Linked DNA regions of Homo sapiens: all the other regions are linked to region 4. Evidence: chromatin contacts called from ENCODE Hi-C or POLR2A ChIA-PET data. All regions are on one chromosome and are shown on one strand. Each heading gives the region's core, a stretch centred on a gene start or an enhancer-like site at or near the end of the contact. The rest is flanking DNA. Distances are from core to core; before and after follow the strand shown.

The links. Hi-C counts contacts between places; a loop is a spot of excess contacts on that map. ChIA-PET counts read pairs that join two places held with the same protein, here RNA polymerase II (POLR2A). Pooled maps may share reads with other maps.
Region 1: a pooled map shows a loop between it and region 4 (3-fold over the local background). The contact joins two enhancer-like sites. A Hi-C loop is called at or near these places in 7 of 50 pooled maps. POLR2A ChIA-PET finds 5 or more read pairs at or near these places in 5 of 52 experiments (WTC11, activated CD4-positive, alpha-beta T cell, activated T-cell and 2 more).
Region 2: a pooled map shows a loop between it and region 4 (4-fold over the local background). The contact joins the promoter of EFCAB10 here to the enhancer-like site in region 4. A Hi-C loop is called at or near these places in 1 of 168 maps with a recorded cell type or tissue (endothelial cell of umbilical vein), 7 of 37 single-sample maps with no recorded cell type and 8 of 50 pooled maps. POLR2A ChIA-PET finds 5 or more read pairs at or near these places in 5 of 52 experiments (OCI-LY7, activated CD8-positive, alpha-beta memory T cell, activated T-cell and 2 more).
Region 3: a map of sciatic nerve shows a loop between it and region 4 (2.5-fold over the local background). The contact joins two enhancer-like sites. A Hi-C loop is called at or near these places in 4 of 168 maps with a recorded cell type or tissue (aorta, esophagus squamous epithelium, heart left ventricle and 1 more) and 2 of 50 pooled maps. POLR2A ChIA-PET finds 5 or more read pairs at or near these places in 6 of 52 experiments (AG04449, CD4-positive, alpha-beta memory T cell, Panc1 and 3 more).

Annotation. Positions count from the first base shown.
Region 1 is chr7:105,209,633-105,212,332 of GRCh38, reverse strand. All of the region lies in intron 2 of SRPK2 (SRSF protein kinase 2), which reads left to right. Among named protein-coding and RNA genes, the nearest start is that of SRPK2, 180 kb to the left of the region's middle. Within about 2 kb of position 1,377, at least 10 of the 41 ENCODE cell types and tissues checked have a DNase peak (open chromatin) inside an H3K27ac peak, as active enhancers do.
Region 2 is chr7:105,580,121-105,582,820 of GRCh38, reverse strand. It overlaps EFCAB10 (EF-hand calcium binding domain 10), which reads left to right and starts at 1,328. Exons shown (of 5, transcript NM_001355526.2): 1 at 1,328-1,463. The coding sequence starts at 1,358. It also overlaps the pseudogene YBX1P2. RefSeq lists enhancers at 913-1,423, 1,424-1,936.
Region 3 is chr7:105,151,685-105,154,384 of GRCh38, reverse strand. All of the region lies in intron 7 of SRPK2 (SRSF protein kinase 2), which reads left to right. Among named protein-coding and RNA genes, the nearest start is that of KMT2E, 140 kb to the right of the region's middle. Within about 2 kb of position 1,289, at least 2 of the 41 ENCODE cell types and tissues checked have a DNase peak (open chromatin) inside an H3K27ac peak, as active enhancers do.
Region 4 is chr7:105,350,826-105,353,525 of GRCh38, reverse strand. All of the region lies in intron 2 of SRPK2 (SRSF protein kinase 2), which reads left to right. Among named protein-coding and RNA genes, the nearest start is that of SRPK2, 37 kb to the left of the region's middle. RefSeq lists an enhancer at 1,093-1,172. Within about 2 kb of position 1,250, at least 27 of the 41 ENCODE cell types and tissues checked have a DNase peak (open chromatin) inside an H3K27ac peak, as active enhancers do; they include endothelial cell of umbilical vein, where a contact is called at or near this core.

The sequences.
Region 1 (2,700 bases), core at 128-2,627, 140 kb after region 4:
TTTCCCCTCCTCACTAGACTGTACACCCCTCAGTGCTGGGCATCTGTGTGCTTCTGGGTAGTTGTAGAATCAGTGGATGTCATTTTACATGCATTTGGACTCACTGGTTTAACTTTTCTGTCAGTCTTTCTCCATTTCAGTAGTAATATTTTCTGTCAGATCCCACAAGTGTTTTATAAAATATTAATAGTACTAGTGGCATAAGACATATGTAGTGCTGAAATGCAATTTTAGAACCAGAGGTTTGCTTTTTGCAAAGAATATATGGAATTAATGTGTAAAATGGGAAGGATAAAAGCAAGAAACAAGGAAATTAATGAGGAAAAGTTAGTCCAGGAAATAGATGATAAAAACCTGAACTCAGAACTCAGTGAGGTGATCAGGCAGCAATACCTTTAGAACACCAACTCCTTTCTTTTCTAAAATGTAGATTAGTTGGGAAGCAGGTCTGATTTACTTACATCCTTACTAACTTTGAGTTGGCTGTGTACTACGTTCTAGAAAACAGTATGGTCTTAGGAAATAAGTAAGTAGTATTTGGCTTGGAATTACAATTGTTTGCTATTAGGACTTGGGGAGTGATATAGTTTGGATCTATGTCCCTGCCCAAATCTAATGTTGAATTGTAATCCCGAATGTTGGAGGTGGTACCTGGTGGGAGGTGATTGGATCATGGGGGTAGATTTCCACTTTGATGCTGTTCTCATGGTAGTCAGTGAGTTCTCCTGAGATCTGGTTGTTCTAAAAGTGTGTAGCACCTCCCCCCTCACTCTCACTCCTGTTACTGCTCCCACACTGTGTTGCGCCTGCACCCCCTTTGCCTTCCACCATGATTGTAAGTTTCCTGAGGCCTTCCCGGAAGCTTAGCAGATGCCAGCATCATTCTTCCTGTATAGCCTGCAGGACTGTGAGCCAATTAAATCTCTTTTCTTTATAAATTACCCAGTCTCAGGTATTTCCTTATAGCAATGCACGAATGGACTCATTCAGGGAATAAGATACTCCTATTCCCAAAAGAGAACTGTTTCCCATTCTGGATTACCCAGCTTAAGTCCCCTGGCCATTTCAATTATTTAAAAAAAAAAAAATCAGATCTTTTTGAGGCCAAAGTCTGATAATTCTCCATGATCTACTCTAGTACAGTTTGAGGAACTTGGCAGTGTATTCACTTTCACTTGCTGTGTAACAAATTACTGCACCCTTAGCAGCTTAAAACAACACCTGTTTATTAACTCACAGTTTTGTAGGACAGAAATCAGGGCAGCACAGTGTGGCTGGATTCTTACTAGACTGAAACCAAGGTGTTGGCCAGATCTGCAGCTCTCATCTGAGCTTCAGAGTTCTTTTCCAGCTCACTGGTTGTTGGCAGAACTCATTTCCTTGAGTTCGTAGAACTGAGGTCTTTGTTATCTTACTATTCTTCTAGCTGTTGGCAGGGAGCACCGTCACTCCTAGAGGCCACTGGCAGTTCTTTGCTCTCTGTGGCCCTAGTTCACAAATGATGTCTGCTTTTTTTCCAGGCAGCTGGAGCCCGCCGCTCCGCTTCCACTTCTTTGACCAGCCAAAGAAAACCCTCTGCTTTTAGGGACTGGTGTGATTAGGTCAGGCCACCCAGTGTGATCTCCCTTTGGCATGTAGTGTAGATAATTGGATAACAGGTGTAATATCTCACACTCACAGATCTACCCATACTCAAGAGAAGCAGGAGATTTAACATGGATGAGGGTCATTGAGGGTCATTGCACATTTAGGTTTGATTTACACAAAGTTTTTGAACTTAACCTTTCATTAAAGAGGAATACATGAAATTATCTGAAGTTCGAAACATTATCTGGTCCCAAGTATTTTGAATGAGGGATACTCAACCTATATTGACCGATTCTACTATTAATTAGAAATTGGGTATTTCTCAAGCTGACAGTAATTACCAAGAGAGGAAGAAGGAGGGAGGGAGGAAGGGAGAGAGAAAAGTTATAGATATAGGGTGGACATAGGGAGGAAAGAAAATGAAATTTGACTTTATGTGAATGTCCCTCAAATACTAACTGAAGAAATTCATCTGGAGCTCCTTTTCTTTATGTTTGATTAAAAATTAACTGAACTGTATTTCTTAAATTGTGTCAGTTGCCATCTAAGCTGATAGCAAAGGAGAGGACATTTTTCCTACTAAATGTAGAGTTTATTTTTTCTTTTCTCTGCTGAAAAGAAATACGCAGTAGCAGCTGAGAGGAAATCGGAACTCTCATCTGGTTGCCATGGCAATTTAGAGCAGATGAGACTTGTAGTTTCCTCGGTTGTTGAGTTTTTCCTCCCTTTTCTGACAGAGCAAGTGTACATGCAGAATATAGTATGAAGTACATAGCATGATGATAATTTTAGTATTATAGTATGATATTGAAAGAAAAATATTTTTAAGTTTTTTTAAACCACATTTTAAATTTAGAGTAATGATTAGAATTTTCTTTGTAGTGTAAAAATAAATATAGTTCTTTGTGAAAAATATAAGTAGCTAGTGGAATTTTGCTTTCTAAATTAATTTCATTCCCATCACTGAAGTGCTGTGTTTTTCTTTTTTCTCTCCTCCCCTCTTTTTCTCTTTTGCTTTGCTTTGCTCTTTTGTTTTCCTTTCTCTTTCCTTTTTCTTTTTTCTTTCTCCTTTCCTTTTCCTTTGCTTTCCCCTTTCTCCATTGTCCTTTCCCC
Region 2 (2,700 bases), core at 79-2,578, 230 kb before region 4:
AAATATGCAGCAGATCGTAACCATTATAGACGCTATCCACGTCATAGGGGTCCTCCACGCAATTACCAGCAAAATTACCAGAACAGTGAGAGTGGGGAAAAGACCGAGGGATCGGAGAATGCTCCCGAAGGCCAGGCCCAACAATGCCGGCCCTACCGCAGGCAAAGGTTCCCACCTTACTACATGCGGAGACCCTATGGGTGTCGACCACAGTATTCCAGCCCTCCTGTGCAGGGAGAAGTGATGGAGGGTGCTGACAACCAGGGTGCAGGAGAACAAGGTAGACCAGTGAGGCAGAATATGTATCGGGGATATAGACCACGATTCCGCAGGGGCCCTCCTTGCCAAAGACAGCCTAGAGAGTACGGCAATGAAGAAGATAAAATCAAGGAGATGAGACCCAGGGTCAGCAGCCACCTCAACGTCGGTACCGCAGCAACTTCAATTACCAACGCAGATGCCCAGAAAACCCTAAATCACAAGATGGCAAAGAGACAAAATCAGCCAATCCACCAGCTGAGAATTCGTCTGCTCCCGAGGCTGAGCAGGGCGGGGCTGAGTAAATGCCGGCTTACCATCTCTACCATCATCCGGTTTAGTCATCCAACAAGAAGAAATATGAAATTCCAGCAATAAGAAATGAACAAAAGATTGGAGCTGAAGACCTTAAGTGCTTGCTTTTTGCCCGTTGACCAGATAAATAGAACTATCTGCATTATCTATGCAGCATGGGGTTTTTATTATTTTTACCTAAATATGTCTCTTTTTGGTAATAACAAACGTGTTTTTTTTAAAAAGCCTTGTTTTTCTCAATACGCCTTTAAAGGTTTTTAAATTGTTTCATATCTGGTCAAGATGAGATTTTTAAGCACTTTATTTTTAATTTGTAATAAAAGTTTACAACTTGATTTTTTCAAAAAAGTCAACAAACTGCAAGCACCTGTTAATAAAGGTCTTAAATAATAATAATAAAAAGAACTCTCCACTGGGCACCCTCAAAATTGCACAAGTTCCTTCTGTTATTAGTTCATGCTGAGTTGTGATGCCAGCACTTCAAGCCTTGTTAATCATTGGATCAACAAGTACCGAGCTAGGTGCTAGAGAGAGATGGAAAAAGGCACCTGGGCCCAGCCCTAAGCCTGGATCGCGGACAGTGACGTTGGTCCACACCTCACCTGCCCTCTCTGCCCTGCTACATGCCCCAGGCTTGCCCTGAACCGTGAGCTCTAGAAATTCCAGGTCCGGGTCGCAGCCACAGGGCAGTCAGGCGTGTCACGTGACCGCGCCGGGTAGAGGGAGACAGAGTCGCACGGCTGAGACGCCAGGCAGTCGCCTAGCAACAGCGGGACGCGGAGCGATGGAGACCAGCAGCAGGGAGCTCCAAGCCGCGGAGTATTTGGAAAAGCATCAGATCAAGGAGGTGGTTAGCTACCTCACCAGCGCCCTCCTTTTCTTTCGGCCGGGTAAGGGCCCCCATGCCCCGGTACAGCCATACCTCCATGTGGGGTTCGCTTCCCACACGAAACCCCCCTCTTACACATTCGCTTTCCACTGCCTCCCAGCCACGTGAGCCCTTCTGCTGTTGATTAACTCTGCGGCCTTCAATAAAAGTCCCTCAGGCTGCAGTACAATGGCGTGATCTCATTTCACTACAACCTCCACCTCCTGGTGGCGATTCTCAGGGGCGATTCTCCTGCCTCAGCCTCCTGAGTGGCTGAGATTACAGGCGCCCGCCACCATGCATGGCTAATTTTTGTATTTTTAGTAGCGACAGGGTTTCGTCATGTTGGTCAGGCTGGTCTCGAACTCCTGACCTCAGGTGATCTGCACGCCTCGGCGCCTCAAAGTGCTGGGATTGTAGGCGTGAGCCACCGCGCACGGCCAAAGTTTTTAATCTGGCAACTAAACAATTGATAGGGTAGGATAGAAGATGTTCTAGAGGGGATCGCTTTTCCTGACTTTTTTTACACATCTGAACCCCCTACAAAATTTGAATCGTTTTGTAATTTGGGAGTGGTGTGTCATTTAAAAGTTATATTTAGGTGAAAATGGTTTTATGTCCTCCCCAGGGTGCAGAATTGTAATTTGCCGACCTCCATATGGAGCGTCCGAAATGCCAAAATTGTCCATTTGCTTCTGTGTAAGGAAGTGGAAATACCAAACATTCCAATTTTGCCAAAAAACACCCAACCAATATCATGTATAGGAGACAGAGTTCTTGCTAGTTGTTTTAAAGTATTAAAACAAATATTAGAAAGAAAAAAAAAGGCCGGGCACGAGATGGCGCCACTGCAGCCTGGGCGACAAAGCGAGATCCTATCTCAAAAATAAAAATAAAAATAAAAAATAGGCCAGGAGCAGTGGCTCAGGCCTGTAATCCCAGTACTTTGGGAGGCCGAAGCGGGTGGATCACTTGAGTTCAGGAGTTTGAGACCAGCCTGGCCAACATGGTGAAACCTCGTGTCTGCTACAAATACAAAAAATTAGCCGGGTGTGGTAGCGCATGCCTGTAATCCCAGCTATTCGTGAAGCTCCTTGGGGGCGGTGACTCACGCCTATAATACCAACGCTCTGGGAGGCTGTGGTGGGCAGATCACTTGACTTCAGGAGTTCATAGACCAGCCTGGGCAACATGGCAAAACCCCATCTCTATTAAAAATAAAAAAACTTAGCTGCACGTGGTGGTGCGTGCCTATAATC
Region 3 (2,700 bases), core at 40-2,539, 200 kb after region 4:
ATTTTGATATTACTGGGTTTGTTCAGCATGGTAGTGCACACGATGCTGTATTGACTTGGAATTCTCCTCAGGATGTTGAGCCCTTGACTCAGGAAATGTGGTGAGGTGGCTCTGTTTCAAGGGACTAAGCTGCTTTCCTGAGCCATTGCTTTGTGCAGTCCCAGTGCTGGGCACAGCAGCTTTAACTTTCTTCCTGATGACATTCAGAAGTACAGCTGCTGGCTTTTCTCATTAATTCTCACCAGTTAGAGATGAAAGAAAAAGGAGCAGAGGCTATTTCAGGACAATGTGGGTAAGGACGCCGTCCCCTGGATTTTTGGTTTGAGCGTGTCTCTGGCTCTTGTCCTCTTTTATTGTTAACAGGTATTTCCAAGCTCCTCCATTGAGTTTAACATCTTGGTTTTCACAGGCAGTTGGTGGGACCTGCCTTGTGTGTTTCACTGTGGAAGGGAAATCTAGTGGAACCCTCAGTGTTTCCAGCAGGAAACTTCTAGGCTTGCGGAGAACCCCTCTGGTGTCCCGCACGCCCACAAGTAATTAATATTCTCAATGAAGAACTCCTGCTTGGGGTCGCCTCCTTCCTCTGCCAGCCCATCTGGCTGCCCACGTGGGTTTCTCTGGGTGCTTCATTAGGTTCTGTTACCCACAGAGTAGGAGGAGACAGAGTCTCCCTGCTCTGTGTCCTTTGTTCAGGTGTGGGAGGAAGAAAGTCCACCGCTTATCACCAGTAGCAGAGCATAATTTGGAAAGTTGCTCTCATTCTATTTCTTTTTACAGTTCAGAATTTTGGGGGAAGCTTTGCACTCTGGGCTGTGAGCAAGGCCAGGGAGACAGTCTTTAGAGGAGTCTCCACATTATGCTTGACTGTTCCCCGACTTATCTACAAGATTACAGGACCTATTTCAATCAAGTTGTGGTGGAGAGGAGCAGATTTGTGTTGCGAAGACCAGTAATAGATGGTATCTGACACAAATGTTGATGTACAGAAAGCAAGCTTTGAGACCATTTTAACCAAGCCCCTTATTTTGAAGATGAATTTGAGGTTCAAGGAAAAGAAGGAACTTTCTCTGAACCTGTAGCTAGTTAATTTGGAATGGGACTCGGGGCTTCTAGCTCCCAGCCCTAGACTTAGCCTTCTTTTCCGCACTGCTGCTGAACTCAAAGTCTGACTTTACCCAGAGAAACCTGGCACTTGTTCCTCATGTGTGTGAAATGGCTCCCTGAGTGGGATGATTGAGAGTCACGTCCCTGGCTCGTCTGGGCTTAGGTTGATCTCAGCTTCCCTGGCAGCCAAAGGATCTCTGCTGCCTCCTGCTGCTAGCACCAAGTATTAAGGTTTTTTGTTTGTTTTTGAGACGGAATCTTGCTCTGTCACCAGGCTGGAGTGCAGTGGCGCGATCTCGGCTCACTGCAACCTCCGCCTCCTGAGTTCAAGCAATTCTTGTGCCTCAGACTCCTGAATAGCTGGGATTACAGGCATGCACCACCACACCCAGCTAATTTTTGTATTTTTAGTAGAGATGGGGTTTCACCATGTTGGCCAGGATGGTCTGGATCTCCTGACCTTGTGATCCGCCCATTTCGGCCTCCCAAAGTGCTGGGATTACAGGCGTGAGTCACCGCGCCCAGCCGTATTAAGGTTTTTAGGCAAGAAAGATGAACATACTGTGATTTGACAAGTAAAAGCAACAGAGGAAAGAATTAGTAAAGACTTAACTCTGTCAGATTTTGCAAGGGGAGATCTATCCATGGGGATGAAACATGATTCCTTTTGGTTTGTGTTTTTGTTTTTCCCATTGTCACAGTTATCCTGTATAAATAATTGTAGGAGTTCTCGTCAATGTTGGTTGATTCTGGGGTGCATTATTACTTAAAACTTCACTGGAAAGACAAATGTTATTTTTGAAAATAAAACCATTTAAAAATAGTAGTTCTGGCCAGGCATGGTGGCTCACGCCTGTAATCCTAGCACTTTGGGAGGCCGAAATGTGTAGATCACCTGAGGTCAGGAGTTTGAGACCAGCCTGGCCAACATGGCGAAAACCCCGTCTCTACTAAAATACAAAAAGTAGCTGGGCATGGTGACATGTGCCTGTAATCCCAGCTACTAGGGAGGCTGAGGCAGGAGAATTGCTTGAACCCAGTAGGTGGAGGTTGCAGTGAGCCAAGATCGTGCCACTGCACTCCAGCCTGGGTGATAGAGTGAGACTCCATCTCAAAAAAAGAAAAAAGTAGTTCAAAATTAAATTATGGAATCAAAGTTTTGTTGCTGGGATGTACCATACGGGTTATCAAGTATAGTCCTTTTATATTAGAAATGGAAACAACTGAGACCCAGATAATTTTTTTTTTTTTTTTTTTGAGACAGAACCTCACTCTGTTGCCCATACTGGAGTGTGGTGACACGATCTCAGCTCACTGCAACCACCGCTTTCTGGGTTCAAGTGATTCTCCTGCCTCAACCTCCTGAGTAGCAGCGATTACAGGCATGCACCACCATGCCTGGCTTATTTTTGTATTTTTAGTAGAGAGGGGGTTTCACCGTGTTGGCCAGGCTGGTCTTGAACTCCAGACCTCAGGTGATCCACCTGCCTTGACCTCCCAAAGTGCTGGGATTACAGGTGTGAGCCATCGTGCCAGCCAACCCAGAGAACTTTAATAAGTGACTTAGGAAGCTGGATGTGGTGGCTCACACCTGTA
Region 4 (2,700 bases), core at 1-2,500:
ACAACAACAACAACAACAACAAACTGGGCTGGATGGCACGCTCCTGTAATCCCAGCTACTTGGGAGGCTGAGATGGGAGGATTGCTTGAGCCCAGGAGGTCAAGGCTGCAGTGAGCCATGATTGCACCACTGCATTCCAGCCTGGGTGACAGAGGGAGACTGTTTCAAAAAAAAACACAAAAAAACAAAACCATTACCTGGAAGAATTCTAACAGCACTATTATTCTCATTTTACAGATGAGGAACTGAGGCACAGAAATGTTCAGCAGCAGGCCCATTGTTTAGAGCTGATAGGTTGTAGAGCTGAGATTTAAAACTACCAAGTCGAAGCTTACAACTGTGCTATCTTACTTTTTTCAATTAAGAGTCATCCTTATGGAACTTTGGAGTTGGGAGTTCCTTAGCAATTACTTAATCTAACCCTTTCATTTTACTGATGAGAAAATTGAACCTTAGATAATAAGGGATTTATGACTTAGTCTCAGAGATAGGCAGGTAAACAACTAGCAGTGACACAAGGTGGAATAGAATGTTAACCAATAGAGGTACTGGCATTTACTGTGTGAAATTAAGGGAGGGATCATGTAATTCTGATGACTAGCCAAGAGCTTTTTTTTTTTTCTTTTGAGATAGAGTCTCGCTCTGTCACCCAGGCTGGAGTGCACTGGTGCAATCTTGGCTCATGCAACCTCCATCTCCTGGGTTCAAGCAATTCTCCTGCCTCAGCCTCCCGAGTAGCTGGGATTACAGGCGTGCGCCACCACAGCCAGCTAATTTTTGTATTTTTAGTAAGAGACTGGGTTTCACTATGTTGGCCAGGCTGGTCTCGATACCCTGACCTCAAGTAATCTGCCCACCTTGGCCTCCCAAAGTGCTGGGATTACTGGCGTGAGCCACCACACCCAGCCCCTAGTTGTATTAGCTATTTATTACCACATAACAAGTTACTGTGAAGCATAGTGGTTTAATGCAACATTTATCATCTTAGTTTCTGTGGGTTAAGAATTTGGAAGCAGTTGAGTGGGGTGGTTCTGGCTCAGGGTTGCAGTCATTTTGAAGGCTTGGCTGAGGCTGGAGGATCTGCTTCCAGGCTGTTGGCAGGAGGCCTTGCCTGTTGCTCTGTGGACCTCTTCTTGAATGTTCTCACAACATGTCAGCTGGCTTCATCAAGAGGGAGCAAGGAGGAAGCTGCGGTTACATTTTTATAACACACCCTTAGAAGACCTCACACTGCCACTTCTGCCACGTTTGTTAGAAGGGAGTTACTGGGTACAGCCCACACTCAAGGGAGAGTTCAGGTTCTGCCCTTTGAAGAGATGCAAATTAAGTAATTTGTGAACATATTTTTGAAACCACCACACTAGCTAAGCATATTGAGGAGGAGAAACAGTGGTGAAGAGTTAAAAGACGGGGATTCTAGACCCAGCTCTGCTGCTTGCTCCATAGGGAGGGAATGATTCATCCTTCCTGAATCTCTTATTTTCTCTAGGAAAATAGGATCATCAAACTGCACAGCCTGCTTTACAGTGGATTATAAGGGTGTCTTAGTCTGTTTACTGTTGCAGTAACTGAATTTCTGAGACTGGGGATCATCAAACTGCACAGCCTGCTTTACAGTGGATTATAAGGGTGTCTTAGTCTGTTTACTGTTGCAGTAACTGAATTTCTGAGACTGGGTTATTTATTTCTTCTTCTTCTTCTTCTTCTTTTTTTTTTTTTTTGAGATGGAGTCTTGTTCTTGTCTCCCAGGCTGGAGTGCAATGGCACAATCTTGGCTCACTGCAGCCTCCGCCCCCCGGGTTCAAGCGATTTTGCTGCCTCAGCCTCCCGAGTAGCTGGGATTATAGGTGCCGGCCACCACACCCAGCTAATTTTTTGTATTTTTAGTGGAGATGGGGTTTCACCATTTTGGCAAGGCTGGTCTTAAACTCCTGACCTCAGGTGATCCTCCTGCCTCGGCCACCCAAAGTGCTGGGATTACAGGTGTGAGCTACTGCGCCCGGCCGGTGATTTATTATTATTATTATTATTTTTGAGACGGAGTGTAACTCTGTCACCTAGGGTGGTCTCAAACTCCTGACCTCAGGTGATTCGCCCTCCTCAGCCTCCCAGAGTGCTGGGATTACAGGGGTGAGCCTGTTGCCCATCCTTAACCAGGGGTGGGCCTGGTTAAGACTGGGTAATTTATAAAGAAAAGGAATTTATTTCTTTCAGTTCTGCATGCTGGGAAGGCCAAGGTCAAGGGGTGCATCTAATGAGGACCTTCTTGCTGGTGGGGACTCTGCAGAGTCCCAAGGTGGCCTAGAGTATCACATGGTTAGGGGGCTGAGTGTGCTAGCTCAGGTCTCTTCCTCTTATAAAGCCACCAGTCGCACTCCCAGGATAATCCGTTAAAATTCGTTAACTCATTAATCCATGAATAGGTTCCATTCATGAGGGCAGAACCGTCATGACACAGTCACCTCTTAAAGACCTGCCTCATAATACCCACATTGGGGATTAAGTTTTAACGTGAGTTTCAGATGGGATAAACATTCAAATCATATCACAGGGTGGTAGCAAATAGATAAAGCGCGTAAGATAGGCTCTGTAAACTTTAATGTAGTATAGGGTTGGCTGGCAGACGTGGCTTCTTACCCTAATCCTGCTGTGTAATGGCTTAATAGCCATGTAATCTGAACATGTTTAAGCTATCTGTGT